Regions from separate parts of the Homo sapiens genome. Here region 2 is linked to region 1. A link is a loop called in an ENCODE intact Hi-C map of the cell type or tissue named here. Cell type or tissue: mammary epithelial cell. All regions are shown on one strand.

The links. A loop is a pair of places that touch in the nucleus more often than their neighbours do. Peaks named below come from ENCODE experiments on the same cell type or tissue, not always from the same donor. Only the 100,000 strongest peaks of a DNase experiment are listed, where the experiment ranks them.
Region 2: a loop joins it to region 1, with 11 times the contacts of the local background. A loop is called at or near these places in 8 of 110 quality-filtered maps.

The regions. Positions count from the first base shown.
Region 1 is chr5:134,435,558-134,443,557 of GRCh38, reverse strand. No RefSeq gene overlaps it. Among named protein-coding and RNA genes, the nearest start is that of LINC02999, 4.5 kb to the right of the region's middle. RefSeq lists enhancers at 4,089-4,602, 4,603-5,118, 6,364-6,433, 6,534-6,723, 6,141-7,340. In mammary epithelial cell, a CTCF peak has its summit at 4,035; DNase peaks (open chromatin) are centred at 4,047, 6,627 and 7,857; H3K27ac peaks cover 4,000 bases.
Region 2 is chr5:134,573,841-134,581,840 of GRCh38, reverse strand. It overlaps JADE2 (jade family PHD finger 2), which reads right to left. Exons shown (of 12, transcript NM_001388185.1): 11 at 4,945-5,073; 12 at 1-3,347. The coding sequence ends at 2,524. LOC124901191 (U7 small nuclear RNA) reads left to right here and starts at 3,651; the gene lies at 3,651-3,710. RefSeq lists enhancers at 1-233, 234-766. In mammary epithelial cell, a CTCF peak has its summit at 3,875 (motif pointing right); a DNase peak (open chromatin) is centred at 4,450.

The DNA.
Region 1 (8,000 bases):
CAATGTAGTTGATTTCTTGCTAACAGAAAACTAAATGTGTGTTCCTGATCAGTGGTGTTTGTCCTCCAAGTGATGATTCAAGAATCCAGGATCTTCCCACACTGTGGCTTCACCATCTCCAACATGTGGTTTCCAAGGCTGTCTTAGTCAATTCAGGCTGCTATAACAAAGTATCATCGACTGGGTGGCTCATGAACAATAGAAATGTATTTTTCATAGTTCTGGGTGCTAGAAGTCTGAGATCAGGATACCAAGACACTCAAGCTGTGGTGAGGGCCCTCTTCTGGGCTGCAGACTGCTGACTTCTCCTTGCATTCTCACATGGTAGAAAAAGAACAAGCTGTCAGCCAGGCGTGGTGGCTCACACTTGTAATCCCAGCACTTTGAGAGGCCGAAGCGGGCAAATCACAAGGTCAAGAGACGAAGACCATCCTGGCCAACATGGTGAAACCCCATCTCTACTAAAAATACAAAAATTAGCTGGGCGTGGTGGTGTGCACCTGTAGTCCCAGGTACTCGAGAGGCTGAGGCAGGAGAATCGCTTGAACCCAGGAGGCGGAGGTTGCAGTGAGCTGAGATTGCATCACTGCACTCCAGCCTGGCAACAGAGTGAGACTCTGCTTCCAAAAAAAAAAAAAAAAGAAAAAGAACAAGGTAGTTCTCTGGCTCCCTCTTTCTTTCTTTCTTTCTTTCTCTTTCTTTCTTTCTTTCTTTCTTTCTTTCTTTCTTTCTTTCTTTTTCTTTCCTCCTTTTTTTTTTTTTTGAGACAGGGTCTCACTCACTTGCCCAGGCTGGAGTGCAGTAGTGCAATCTCCGCTCACTGCAACCTCTGACTCCTGGGTTCAAGCAATCCTCCTGCCTCAGCCTCCTGAGTAGCTGGGACTGCAGGCATGCGCCACCACACCCGGGTAATTTTTGTATTTTTAGTAGAGATGGGGTTTCACCGTGTTAGCCAGGCTGATCTTAAACTCCTGACCTCAAGTGACCCAGCCACCTCAGCCTCTCAAAGTGCTGGGATTACAGGCTTGAGCCACCATGCCTGGCCGCTGGCCTCTTATTATACAGGCACTAATCCCATCCTAAGGGCGCCACCCTTAAGACCTAATCACCTCCCAAAGGCTCCACCTCCAAATCATCACACTGGGGATTCCGTTTCAACATAGGAATTTTTGGGGGGACACAAACATTCAGTCTGTAACAAAGGGGCATCGAACTGGGAGAAGGGGAAAGGAAGAGTGGAGAAGTCACGTCTTCTTCTTAACTCTCTTGGGCTGGAAGTGACATGTCATCCTCAATCAACATTCCTTTGGCAAGAACTAGTCTCCTGACTCCTCTTAGATGTCATAGCTGTGCCTGGGTCAGCTTCTCTCCTGTTTCCCATAATAAATGTTCTAAACTCCCCCTTCCTGCCCCCAGCCCCTCCCCTCACCCTTACTCTCAGCAAGTGAGAATTTTAGGGTCAAGAGGCATTACGTTCCTGCACTTTCCCCCTCTTCCCTGCTCCCCAGTCACATTCATGTAAACTTGTTCATGGCACATTCACTCCAGCCTCCTCTCTCCAGCCTTGCAGGCCAAACCCTCCCTCCATTTCAGACCTGTGTATCCACCTGCCTGCCAGATGCTTCCTCCTAGATGCCTATAGCTCTTTCACACTCACCAAGTCTTAAACTGAGCTCGTCATCTCCCAGCCCACCCGCTAGTTATGGTTTCTTTCTCCTATGATGGTGACACTCTAACCACATGGTGGTCCTGACTGAAAACCTAAGGGTTCTCTTTGTCTTGTTTTTCAGGTGAAATTCTGGCCCAACATTTCTTGAGTCGGTTCCTTCCACCCCTTTCCTCTGTTCAGGTGATCGCTTCTGGCTTGGATGCCTGTGGCTGCCTCCTGAGGGGTCTTTATGCCTCCTGTCCATTATCCCTCCCACCTGTTCTCCACCAGCAGCCAGAGTGATTGTTCCAAAGTACAGATCTGACCACAGCACTCACTTTCTTAAACCCCATACTCTTCAAGTGAAGCACCGACTTCCCTCTGAGGCCCCCAGGACCCCAAGTAATTGGCCACATTGCCCCCTTCAACTAACCCCTCCCCTGACTCTCAAGAAACACCAGACTTTTGGCCAGGCCTGGTGGCTCATACCTGTAATCCCAGCACTTTGGGAGGCCAAGGTGGGTGGATCACCTGAGGTCAGGAGTTGGAGACCAGCCTGGCCAACATGGTGAAACCCCATCTTTACTAAAAATACAAAAAAAAAAATTAGCCGGGAGTAGTGGCGGGCCCCTGTAATCCCAGCTACTTGGGAGGCTGAGGTGGGAGAATTGCTTGAACTCAGGAGGCAGAGGCTGCAGTGAGCAAGATGGTGCCACTGCACTCCAGCCTGAGCAACAGAGTGAGACTCTCTCAAAAAAAAAAGAAAAAAGAAAGAAAGAAAAAGAAAAAGACCTCAGCCCTGCAGGTCATCATACATCTTGTACGTCAGCTATTCTTTCAGATAGGCAATTAGTGGAACAGACACCCACCCAAACTGATTCAGGCATAAAGGGGGACTCTAATGGAACCCAAATGCAGGAAGTCATCCCAGGCACTGCAAGCTCATTGGACAGGTACTCTGTCTTTCTCACTGGACTACAGTTTTTTCTCTTTGTATTCCTAATCTGTTACCCTTTACAGAAAATGCTTGGTTATCTTTTACAAGGCCCATTATGACTACCAGCCCTGGGTGTGCCTGCCTGAGTCTGCCTGCCCGAGTCTGACAATGTCAGTGCCCACCCCTGTAGAAGCAGTGTCCAAGCCTTGGGAGCACTTGTTTGGCTCAGCTTAGGTGATAAGTACGTTCCCCCAGGTTAGGCTTTCAGCCCTGGCCCATCACCATAACATGGGAGGAAGGGTGGGGTCAGCTGGTTCAAACAGGGCAGTAGGAACGTGCAGAGGGGAATTTCTAGGAGGGAGGTAGGTAGGGAACCAATTACAAGTGTAAGAAGAAACTGTGAATGATGTTGAAACTTGGGGGGTGTCCTGAATAACTTATTCATCCAGGTTATCTCTGGCTTTTGTTGTCTTTGACTAGACTATTTCTCAACCCTCTCAAGATAGAAATTAAATTGTAGAAACGTCATACCAATGCAAATAATTCCTGTTCACAGAAATGCAAATTGTGTCTGAATTGCAACTGACTACTGCCTCATGGATATTGACCAGTTTTGCATCCATTTCTAAAATCAACTTTCTTCATCTGACTATTATTTGTGATACTTTGAGTTCTCCTTTGAATTGGTTGTAATATTTTATTGGCTCACTCATGAATTAAATCTTTTTTTCCTTTTCCTTTTTTTTTTTTTTTTTTTTTGAGACAGGGTCTCACTTTGTCACCCAGTCTGGAGTGCATTCATGTTATAATTATTTGTTAAGCTGTATGTATAGTTGTTTGGACTTTTCTTTTCTTTCTTTTTTTTCTTTTTTTTTTTTTTTGAGATAGAGTCTTGCTCTATCACCCAGGCTGGAGTGCAGTGCAGTGGCACAGTCTTGGCTCACTGCAACCTTAGCCTCCCAGGTTCAAGCAATTCTCCTGCCTCAGCCTCCTGAGTAGCTGGGACTACAGGCAAAGCACACCACCACGCCCAGCTAATTTTTGTATTTTTAGTAGAGATGGGGCTTCACCATGTTTGCCAGGCTGGTCTAAAACTCCTGACCTCAGGTGATCCACTCCCTCGGCCTCCCAAAGTGCTGGGATTACAGGTGTGAGCCACCTCACCCGGTCTGTTTGGACTTTTCTGATTGTATCTCATATTTTATAATTTTTTAAAAACCCATTACATGTTATTAACTTTTGTACATTTTAAAGGAAAAAGCAAACCAAATAGGCAAAACTACATCTTGGCATATTGCCCCAAACCAGCCATGGGCAGCCAGAAGTGGTTATGACATGCTGCCTACCCTCAGGGAAGAGGCTAAGTTCACGCTCCACCCACAGGCATAGGATTCCAGGCACTCACGACACCCCTCTTGCATCAGAAGCTGCTCAGGTGAGAGGACTTCCTCACTGTTCAACACCTGCCCCCTGGCAGCCCAACTCAGGGAACACTTGACAGAAGATTCTGCCAGACTGGGAACATCCGCTCTACAAGCCACTCCTCCTCTGGCAACTGGAGAGGCATTCAGCCCTTGATGGCTTGCAGCTGAAAGGGGAGAGTCACTGCCAAACCATTTCTTGCACAACAATGCACTTCTGAGGAGGGTACACAAATTTTTGTCAACTGAATCGTGTCTTCCTCCGGACTTACATGATGGTCCAGATATGCTCTGGCTTCCGTGCTCATGGGTGGGTCCTCCACTGGTAACGGCTCCCAACACTTAGTATTCTTCTGTCTCCATTAACCAACCTCTAAATCAGTATTTAAGTACATAAGGATAGAACCTTTCTTCTAGGAATTCCTCCATCAGGCAAGCTTGGATGTTTGCCTCTGCTGTTTCCTTAGTGGGGAGGGAGGCCACATCCACAGGCAGCGGGGTCATCTCTCAGTCCCAGGAGCCTCCCTGACCTTTGACCTGAGTGGTGCAGTCATCTACATTTAGCACATCTGCACACAGGTGCTTCAATAATAAACTCCTGGCCAAGAAGGATGGAAGAAGAGGGAAGACATAAGCCTGGTGCTTTGCCTTGCTGACTGCGCACTCCCAGCTGTCCTGGCTGGGACCGGCCCTTCATATGCTTACCCTACGAGCAGAGTCTCAGCACCTTCTGAGTGTGGGACTCATGCTCCAGAGGAGTAAACACCTTCTCAAACAGCAAGCCGCTGCTTGCCAACTGCCGTGGGGAGGGGGAGCCTTGCCCTTAGTGCGACCCTTCGAGGATGCTTGAGCCCAGAACCCCCACATCCTCTAATCACATCACTTTCCCTATGTCCAGGATCAAGTCCAAGCTGCATGGCCTGGTCTTCGAGTCCCTTGCTTCTCAGTCTGGTCCTAGCTATGTCTCTGGCATCATCTCCCTTACACCATGTACCCCATGGTCTAACCACTCATTTACCCCACACACGATGGATTCTGACTTGTGCATAAGCCTGGTGGCTGTTTTCCAAGTCCGCATAGCTGCCAACAATGCCTCATTTCAATGGCAGCCTCTCTGTTATTCATTGATGTCATCAGAATTGCATTACTGTAGATGCAGACACAGGCAACACCAGTGCCCATTCTAATATAGGGCCTCACCCTGCTGCTCACACCACTCCTGGGACTGCACCTGGGTGCACTTCACACAGACCACTTTCCAGAATGGTTCTCTCCACAGGAGCAGCTGCAGATCCCTCCTATCTTCCAAAAGCTCACTGCCTTGGAGATAGGACACATCATAGTATCTCTCTGCCAAAGTGACAACTACAATTATATTTTGGCCGACAGCTGGAGATGGAGAATGTACAGATAGCCAAGGCCTCATGAGTCTCCATGAATCAGCAGTTTGTGCTGCAAGTGCAGCCCATAGGTGAGGTGGGCCTATCCGGCCAGTCATCCAGGCCCTCCCTGCTGCCTATCCGGCCAGTCATCCAGGCTGCCTGCTGGCCACAGACCTCATGTTAGCACCTGGGACCCTCGGTGAAACCCTCCACTGGATGGTGACAGTTAATACCCCCAAGACCACCCCAGGACATAGAGGAGCAGAAGCATCAGGGTAGTCAACCCGGGCAAAGCCCAGCCCCAAGGGAAAGGCACTTGGTTCCTAGGCAAAGGCAGGGGCCGGTCAAGCATGGGGCTGAGATGCCCCCGGGGTGAAGTCCACTATGCTTGGCAGCCTGATATGGGGTTTGTTTGTGATGGGCAGAGGGTCTCTATTGAAGCCTCAGGGCACCACCTCCACAAGGAACCTCAGTGCCATAGACTGTGTGCAAAGGAGTGCTATCAGTACAGGGACCAAAACCCAGGAGTGAAAACAACTTCAACAGCAAAAGCAGCAGCAGCAGTGTCCAGTATCAAGTCTGTCCATGTGCTGGATGCTGGGCTGACCACTACTCAAATGTCACCCTTCACCGCAACCCAGTGAGGTAGGTTCTGTAATTATCCTCATTTTACCAATGAGAAAAACTGAGTCTCAGAGGGCAATTTGACTGAAGCCACGTGGCTGCAAGTGTAGAGAAAGAATCTGAACCCAGACAATCTGGCTTCAGAGCTCAGCTGGCCTCCTTATCCTGGTTTGGCCCTTTAAATCCAGTTTGGTTGTGGGAAACTGAGAGACCTCCAGGGCATTCCTCACATAGGGTGAGTTGAGTTTGGGCCTCCAAGTAGACTTTGGCCTGGAAGCCAAGATGTTACTGAGGAAAATAAACAATAGCTATTTCAGGTGACAGGTGCTGGGCTGTGGAATTGTGCGGGGGGAAATGTCAAGCTGCAAGGGTTTCCTCATTGTAAATTTTTGTATGTTCAGCAGAACAAGCGTCATCAGAAAGCTGCTCTGTTGCCAGCGTCGCCCCTGGAGACAGAGGGCAGGAGCAGGAAGTGTCCTTTCTCTGTGACCGCAGGTCCTCTCGGGGCTTACCTCTTACTCAGCCCTGCCCTGGGTTCCAGCCGAGGCCTCTCGGGGGGTGGGCAGACGTTCTTGGAGTGCTCCCAGGCGTGCTGCTGCCCTTTGCAGGCTCCTTGTCAGGGTAGAACCGGCCTGTCCTCACATCCTGCCCAAACACATGCAGACTAGGATGCAGCAGGCTAGCAGCTCTGCTCAACACGCCTCCAAATGGGTGTGAAAGGCCGGCGGGGCTGGGGACGCAGGAGTGTTCATATTTTCAAGTGGCTGCTGCCCATGAATCACCAACTTCATTTTGTGCTCTCAGCTCTGCGAAGGCATCATTTCCACCCAGACTCACATGGAGCTGGCGGCCAGAGCCTCTTAGTGGGGCTATAAATAGCAGATCATCAACTCACCTCCTCTGAGCTCATCACAGGCTCCTCGGTTTACTGTGCGTCTTCCAGCTGCCTGCACGTCACTGTCACTCAGATTTCCCAGATGAAACCTGGCTGAGAGACTCAGGGCATGCTTTAGGTGGCTGCAGGGTTTTGGTTTCCAGAGCTGTTTAGGGTGACAGTGAGTGCAACAGCAGACTTTTGAAGCACTTGACATTTAAGACGTCATCATTATAATCTCAGGTCTCTGTGCTCCTCTCCAATTAAATGCAGTAGGAAGGGTCTGTCATTTCTCTATGAGTCCTAGAAACCAAAGGCAAAGGACTCACCAAACACACACCCAGAGAAAGCCATACGGAATGGGTAGCAGCAAATGAAAGGCTTCATGCTGGCTGGGCATGGTGGCTCACACCTGTAATCCCAGCACTTTGGGAGGCTGAGGCCGGTGGATCACTTGAGGTCAGGAGTTCAAGACCAGCCTGGCCAACATGGTGAAACCCCATCTCTCTTAAAATACAAAATATTAGCTGGGCGTGGTGGCGTGCATCTGTAAGCTCAGCTACTCGGGAGGCTGAAGCACAACAATCGCTTGAACCTGGGAGGCAGAGGTTGCAGTGAGCCAAAATCATGCCACTGCACTCCAGCCTGGGCAACAGAGCAAAACTCTGTATAAAAAAAAAAAAAGGCTTCATGTCTTCCTGTGGACTTTCTTCCTTGCACTCTGAATGAAATACTTTATGGCTCCCTGGCTTCAGAAGTGAGATTGCATTTTTTAGTATTACCCTTAGAGCTTCCATACAGAGTCTCTCCTTGTGTCAGGCACTGTGTCCAGCCTCTGCATGCAGCATCTCATCGAGTCACCACAAAGCCATATTGAGTTAACTGCTGGCAACATTTTCTTTCTATAGGTGAGGAGGCTGTTGCTCACAGAGGACAGGTGACTCAGCCAGAGCCACAGAGTCAGGATTTCAATCCAGGGCTGCTGGATTACAGAGCCCAGTCTCTGAATCACCAGCCTTTCTGACTCCTGCAGAAGAGGGCTATGTTTGTGTCCATGCATGTGCCTACGTATCTTTGACTGAGAGATGTGAATGACAGTTTCCCTTCCCAGTTC
Region 2 (8,000 bases), 140 kb before region 1:
GGAGACAGCTGCCTGAAGAAGATTGCTCCAGGGCTTGGCCTGGGAGTGAAAGGGCACCCCAAATGAAAGGCCACCCCCCTCCCCTCGCAGCAGCCAGCCAGCCTAACAGACATCTGGGTTCTGCAGGACACAGGCTCAGCAACAGTCCAGTCCAAAGCAACAGCCAATGAAGAAGGGCCAGAATCCAGAGGCCAACAATGTGAGCAGAGGCTCTTGGAAGAACACCAGCCAGCCCGAGGCAAGGGGCCAGACTCGTTGCACCCTCTCCCTAATTCTCCACCCACCCCTGCCACCAGGGAGGCCCAGCCCCTGCCCCAGGATGGTGTGAAGGGGCAAGGGGCCAAGTGCTGAGACTGCTGGACCCTGGGCTTTCTGGGACCCCTGGCAGAGTTTGGTTGTTCTTTAAGCTCACCTCTTTGCTTCCTGCAGGGTCAGACCGGGCAATCTGGCACAGACAGGGTTGCAGCCCGAGGTGACCCAAAGCATGGGGAAGGAAGAAGTTCTGTTCAAAGGCAGTAAACAGAGACTGGGGTTGGGACACTGATGCTGACACTGACTGGTCACTACTACCAAGGCGGGCAGGCAGACTAAACTCTACAGGGTAGCTCATGCCATCCCAACGCCCAGAATCCTTGAAGCCCACCCCACTCCCTCCGAGTCCACCCGGACTAGACACATTTGTCCGATCCTCTGAACTGAGTCATTATCTTTGTTTCCTGTTTTGCTAAAATTCACATGAAATTGAGTGTCGATGACAATGCCACTGTCGTACCTTGATAGTTTTGGAGTTAGGGGTGGATGAAGGTCAAGCTGTTCCCCATCCTGCTTATTTGCTTTATGTATTTGGGGAGGAGGGAACCACATGGTAAAGACGTTTTCCATGCTGGTTTCACCGTCAGTATCTTTCCCCTCTGTGAGTCTCACAGTTTAGGAAAGCTCACAGTGGGCTCAGCCCAGGATCTGAAATCTAACACCCAGGTACACTTCAGCAGCAGCAAAGCATCCTCTTCCAAGCGCTTGAGCTCTTCTCCTTGGGTGTGTGCAATGAACATGTTTCTATACTTTGTTGCTAAAGAACTCCATTTAAAAAAAAGTCCAAATGACAAGTTGTCAGGTCCAGGCTGTGCTGTATTATGGTCAAAATATTCTTTGGCATCCACAGAATGATTCGACTGATTCACTGGACTTTTTGCAAGGTTCTTTTTGGAGAAGTTCTGGCTTTACCAGTGGTGGAAGTGACCCAGGAGTAATTCATCAAAGAAAAAAAAATGTTTTCACGGAATTCCTTTTTTGTTGTTCCCTGAGCTATCACCCTGGGGCCACTCTACTGAAACTCTTCAGAGCAACTACCTGGGACCTAAGGGTGGGGTGGGGAAGGCAGGACGGCGGGGGGGGATGGCAGGACGGGGGGGGGGATGGCTGTGCGAGGGGTTAAGGCTCAGGAACAGGGGAACATCCAGCAAGACTTACAACAGCCCCAGCGGCCAACACCGGCCCGCCCTGGGCCCCGGGATCCCACTGCTTGTTGGAAGGAGGAGTTTCCAAAAGGAAACCACGGAAGAAGCTCATCTTGTAGCAGGACTAGGAAACTTGAAAAGGCAAACGGTCTGGTCTGGTCAGCTCTGTCTGAGCGTGACCAGACTTCGGCCGAGACTGGCCCCGAAGGAAGGAAGGAAGTTGGAGCCTCAGAGTGATTCTCTACAGTGGGCTGGTCTGAGCCCCATGACCCTGTCTGGGCACTGGCCCTCCCCTACAGCCCTCCACCTGCACTGGCAGCTGGCTGTTTGGGAGTCCCCTGAGTAAATGGCACAGCTCAGGAGGGATTCTGGGAACCCCTTCCCAGAGCCGCTGGGCTGGGCACTGGCAGGGGCAGAGCAGCAAGGGAGGGGAGGGTGGCAGGGTGGGCAGGCAGGCCTCAGATGATACGGGCTGATCAGGAACAGCTTTCAGTTCCCCTGGAACTAGCGGGCCCTCTGCACCCCCTCAGTGCTTTCTCATATAAACTCGTTGTGCTTGTGACAGTGAGTAGACTCTGGCTGGGTATCGTTTATTATACTTCCTTGGGGATCGGTGGAGTGTAGCAGGACCCCCCAAATGGACCCCAGTGGGATCTGGGGGCAAGGCGGGGTAGGCCCTGGACTGGCCCATCTGCCATGAAATAATGCCCAAACGACAGTCTGTGTCACCCAGTGGCAGTGGGCTGGAGTCCTGAGCTCTTGTCCACCTTGCTTGCATCTAGCCAGGAGCCCAGCAATACCACGTGGGCAGGGCAGGGATGGTGCGCGGGACCTGGCAGGGTCCTAGCGGCCGGAGCCGTGGAAGGAATCCTAATGTCCTAGGCCAGCACAGAGGAAAGACAACAGTGTAGAATTCAAAACTCTCTCTATATTAAAAATAAAACCACGACGGAGTGGCAGCCTCGAGGGTCTGGGACACTCAGCAGAGACTGGAAATGGCAGTTGTGACTGGGCTGAGGCCTTGTGGGGGGACCAGGGCAGGGCCTGGGACAGGGAAGGGGGTGAGTTAGGAGGCCAGTACGCCCATGCGGACCACCTCCTCTGCCCCTGCCTCCCGGGGACCCCGCTGCACCCCACCGTCCTCGGCCTCTACATCTGAGTCGCTCATCTCCCCATCAGAGAAGTAGCCATCAGTCTCAGTGTCAAAATGCAGGCTGACCTTGGGCCTCTCAGCCACAGCTGAAGGTGGTCCCATCCCAGCATCAGGCCTGGCACCCGGCAATCTCCGGGTTACCTTGCTCTCGCGGGGTGGCCGGAGCCGGCCCAAAGGCTTAGGGCTTGCTGCAGGGCCAGGCACTTGGACATCTGAGTCAGCAGCTACTGAGGCTGCCTCGTCCGGGGTCTCAGGGGCCAGTGGCGGGGGGCTTTCAGGGGTGGCTAGGATGGGACAGTCCCCGGCTGCAGGGCTGGACGGCAAGTGAGAAGATGTCCGACGTGGTGGCTTCCTGGTAGGTGGCCCTTGACCCCCCTTGCCACTGCCTGCATCCTGGCCCCAGGTCTTCTTGGGGGCTTTGTCTGGAGTCGTCCGTGAACCAGGCCCGTCCTGCGGTGGTGGTGGTGGTGGTTTCTTCTTGGCAGGCAGGCGGGTGCGGCCTCGGGCCTTCCTAGCAGGGTCACCAGGTCGCAGCGAGGGGTCCCGCATGAAGCTGAGCAGTGTCTCCTCGTCCTGCAGCAGTTCCTCTGACAGCAGCCCTGGAGCAGGGTCCTCGCGGTGCCCATTGTTCAGTGGCCACTCGCTCATGGCCATGTTCTCTGCTGTGATCTGCACCGACTGTGCCAGCCAGCTGTTGAAGAAGGTGCCATCGATGGGGAATGAGGTGGACAGGCCTGCTGAGGGGAGAGAGGAGGCAAGTGAGACGCCAGCAGACGTGTGTCCCACCCTTTCAGGAAGCCCACTGACGCTCCCAGCACACCACCAGGCATCGTCTTCTCTCTGTCCCCCTGTGCCAGACCCAGGTGAGCTATCTTGTTTTGTCCATCCCTCCTGCCAACACCACCAAAGAGTAGGGACTACTTATACGCTTCTCTCCAGAAGGACGTGCTGCCCTCAAGATGGGCTTCATAATTTGTGGGCTAGAGTGTAAAATGAAAATATAGGCTCCTTGTTCAAATATTATTAAGAATTTCAAGGTGGAGTGTTATAGCTCTTTTAGTTTGTCTAGCAGGTTTTTTGGATTTTACCAGAAAGCCTGCCATGGGAAAGAAAATTCAAGGTGGCAGCAGCAGAGCATTAACCAAGAACAAGGACCCCGTGGCACTGCACAGGTTGCTACCCACGAAGTTGGACCTGCCCACTACCCCCATTCTGGTGGGGTTGGGGAAGGAGGAATCTGGAGGAAAATGCCCTCAGGCCGCCAGAGGGCGCTCAGTCTTTATAAGCGTTGCCTCCCAGCGCTTGCAGCAAAGAGCATGGATAAAGGGATCAGGTACGAATAGGGGTAGCAAGCAGTATCCAGTCCCTCCTGGATGTCAGGGAGAGGGGAGGCAAGTGAGACGCCAGCAGATGTGAGGGCGGCAGAGCCTTCCTTCCTTACCGAGGTCTTGGGAGGGGGCAGCTGGCGAGACGGGAGACTGGGTTTCCTGTTAGACACCCAAGTTATCCCCTTCTTTTTGCGGGAGGGGTGTGAAATGAAGGAACAGGGTCTTGCTCTGTCACCCAGGCTGGAGTGCAGTGGCATGATCATGGTGCACTGCAGCCTCAACCTCCTGGGCTCAAGCGATCCTCCCAACTCAGCCTCCTGAGCAGCTAGGAATACAGGCATGCACCACCACGCCTGGGTTGTCCCCTTCTTGAGACAGAGGGACAGAAAGGATGACCTGGGGCTTCCATCCCAGAGGCAAGGTCTGGAAGGGGACTCCATGATGCTCCCTGAGATCTCTGGAGGAAGCACGTGAGGTCCATGAGTCACACTGCTCCCATTAGGCTGCTCTGCCTAACAGGAGGCCTGGGACAGTGGAGGTGGTGGGCAGGGCCAGAGCCTGCAGCCACTCCTCTGGGCAGCTCCAGGAGAGTCTGCTGCTGTTGCAGGAAGGGCCCACTTAGAGGATTCTGGGAGAGTAGGACAAGGATGGGGCTTTCTGGCAGATCCTCCCCTCCCAGCATGGGGCTGTCCCAGGGGCCTCTGGGAAAATCCAGCACCCAGGACCCCCCAGCCAGGGGAATGACTGGACAGTTCCTGAGTGGGCGTGGCCCAGCCTCCATCCAGGTCTACAGACGGGGCATTTCCCAGGATGTCACACGGGGCTCTGAGATCTGTCTCCTTTGTGGGTGGAAGGTGTGTGCACCTGGGCAAGCAAGGGCCTGGTTACCGCTCTTGAGCCTCAGTCTCCTACTCTGTGCAGCTGGCCTTCCGCAGGGCAGACAGAGCTGCAAGCGTGGTGATGGTCAAGCCTGCCGTGTCTGCAGGCCAGCATGGCCCTCACTCACCCAGCTGCCCCAGGACTGAGTCAGGCCCCGCCTTCACTTTCTCTTTCTTCTCAGTGCTGCCCTTGGAGCCCTCGCAGCCCTTCCTCTTCGAGTCACTCTTCTTGCCCTTTGCTCTCCTCCCAGACCGCTCTGTGTCAGGGAAAGTGAGAGGAGGAGGGAGATGGTTACCCTGAGTGGCCTCGGTCAGCACCAAGATCCCTGCGTGGCAGCCCAGGAGTCCTCCATCAGCCAGTGCTCACCCTCCACAGCAAAAAGGTTGGAGTTAGGGGATGGCTGGCATGGTGGGGTGGACCAACTGTCCACTGTGGCCTGTGGGGGACTTGGGGTGGCCACAGGGCCACGAGGAGAGGCCCTCGCAGGACCTGGACTCCAGTCTGACCTGCACAACCTGTAGTCTTGGGAGAGAGTGTGGGTGGTGGGAAGAATGGCTGGAAGGGAGTCTGGACAGGGCAGGGCCTTGAATGCCAGGCTGAGGAGCTAGACATGTAGGTGGAAGGAACACTACCTGAGGGGTCAAGAGGCTTGGGTTCCATTCCTAACCCCAGGGTCAGCAACCCTGAACCAGTCTCCTGCCATGGTCTCTTGGTTGGCTTTCAAAGTCAGGCAGCAAACTAGATGGGAGATTCAGGGTGCACCCCTGGCCCTTGTATCCTTTCAGTTCAGGCCAGGCCTCAGTCTCATCTGTTTTGGTTTGTTTTGAGAGAGAGTCTTGCTCTGTTGCCCATGATGGAGCGCAGTAGTACAATCATAGTTTACTGCAGCCTTGACCTCCCAGGCTCAAGCGATCCTCCAGCCTCAGCCTCCTGAGTAGCTGGGACCACAGGTGCATGCCACCACACCCGGCTAATTTTCAAATTTTGTAGAGACAGGGTCTTGCTATTTTGCCCAGACTGGTCTTGAACTCTTGGGCTCCAGTAATCCTTCCACCTTGGCCTCCCAAAGTGCTGGGATTACAGGTGCGAGCCACTGTGCCTGGCCACATCTGTTTATTTATTTATTTTTTAGAGACAGAGCCTGGCTCTGTTACCCAGGCTGGAGTACAGTGGTGTAATCATAGCTCGCTTGCAGCCTCAAACTACTGGGCTCAAGCAATCCTACTTCTGCTCCCCAAGCAGCTAGGAATACAGGCATGTGTCACCATGCTCAGCTAATTTTTGTATTTTTTTTTTTTTGTAGAGACAGGCTGGTCTGGAACTCCTGGCTTCAAGTGATCTTCCCACTGTGGTCTCCCAAAGTGCTGGGATTTTAGGCATGAGCCACTGTGCCTGGGCAATCTCATCTGTAACATGGCATGTAACTAATGCCTAGATACTCTGGAGGCAGGCTCCTGAGGCTCCCCACTGCTCTCAGGACAGTGTAAGCTCCTCCCCCAGGCTACAAGAAGATCTCGCACATGTGACCCAGGTTACCCGTCATCCCCACTTTAGGAGTCTTCCTTCTGCCTGGTGCAGCCATTCCAGCCTCCTTCCAGTTTCTCTGCCAAGACATGCTCTGGCCACTAAGTCTCCAAATATGCTGTTTTCTTCTCCTATCCTTCACCTGATTCAGTTCACAGGCCAAATATCATCTCCACTAGGAGGCTTTGTCCAGCCGCCAGGCCAGACAGCCTCGCCGATATGCACACAGCCCATGTCCCACCCCAGGCGTCAAGCCTCTCAACAGTGTGAGCAGCAGCTTTGGACAGGGCAAACCAGTCATCTCCAAATACCCTGCCCTGCCCTGAACAAAGAGCTGCCTGTTGTTGACACTCAAGACAAGGAGTTGCAAATGTCCCCAGAACCAATGTGGGGATGTGGACCCTCCAGGCTCTTGCCCATGCTTCTGGAATCCTGTGCCTGAGGGCACTGCTCGTGGCTTGCCACCCTCTGCTTCCTCAACTGTGGGTGCCTTGCATGGGCTTCTCCTTCTGCAGCCGATATGTGGCCACAGCCAAGTGCCTGAGATGTTGTTGGAGCATCACTGCTTCTGGGAAGACATCCCTGATACTTCTATCCCTAAACTGGCAGCAACTGTAGCGTCTGCGATACCACATTCCTCTCTCTCTCCAGATGGTGCATTCCACAAGGGCAGCAACCCTATCCAGTCCATGCTCAGTTAATGCTGGCTGAGTGAATAAACAGAAGATAGGGGGCCTGGAAAGCTCCAGCAGCCAGGAAGCTGCCACAGTCTTTGGGTACACGGTGAGCTCTACATGGTCATGACTAGCACCTGAACTTGGCAAGGCTAGATGTTGGGGCCAGAGTGGGTGGTGATGCCAAAGCACAATCAGGTCAGCTCAGCTCTGGGGCAGAAGTAGGGGCAGCAGAGGTCCTCAGTCATTTGCTCCAACGGTGGCTCAGCAGCTTTCCTCTCCAGGCCCAGCTCAGCCCTGAGGCTGAAGTGGCATTGGCAGACCCTGGCTCAAAATCTCTCTCCATCCAGCTATTTCTGCTGCATGTAAACGCAACACTGGGGTACTGTTTTGGGGGCTAAGTGTTGCCCTTCTTAACATGTATACGCTCCAAGAAGGGCCCTGTGTCTGGCAATATCCACAATTAACAGATACGATCAATGTCAGCGCTTCCTTCAGCCTTTGATTTCCAGATCCACTAAACGCATGTGACGCCAAGAGAATAAGAATAATAAGAATGAAACAGTGAAAAACACCGCGGATGCAGGGCATAAATCCTGTTAGGGTCAGAGAGAAACAACAGCCAGGTCCTGTCACATCTCTGGGACAGCTGCCTTCTTCGGAACTGACTCCCAGGCACACCAGGGTTCAGGGAAGCTCACCAGCTTCTGGCCCTTCCTGCCTCAGCACCAGCAGAGAGCCACTAGGACTTCTTCTCTGTACCTGTTCACATGCAATCAGCTCCTGAACTGCTGTGGCCTAGTCAACCAGAAAGCTCCCTGAGGGCAGGCCTGATGCCCACATTCCAACCTCTGGCTCTCTGCCTAGTGACGCACAACTCAGGACCCTTGCAGGCCCCCGTCTGGGCCTACTAATTGGATGGTGAAGGGTAGGAGTGGGGGCCAGTGGCCCTTGGCTCCACGCACATACCCCCACCAGGATCCAA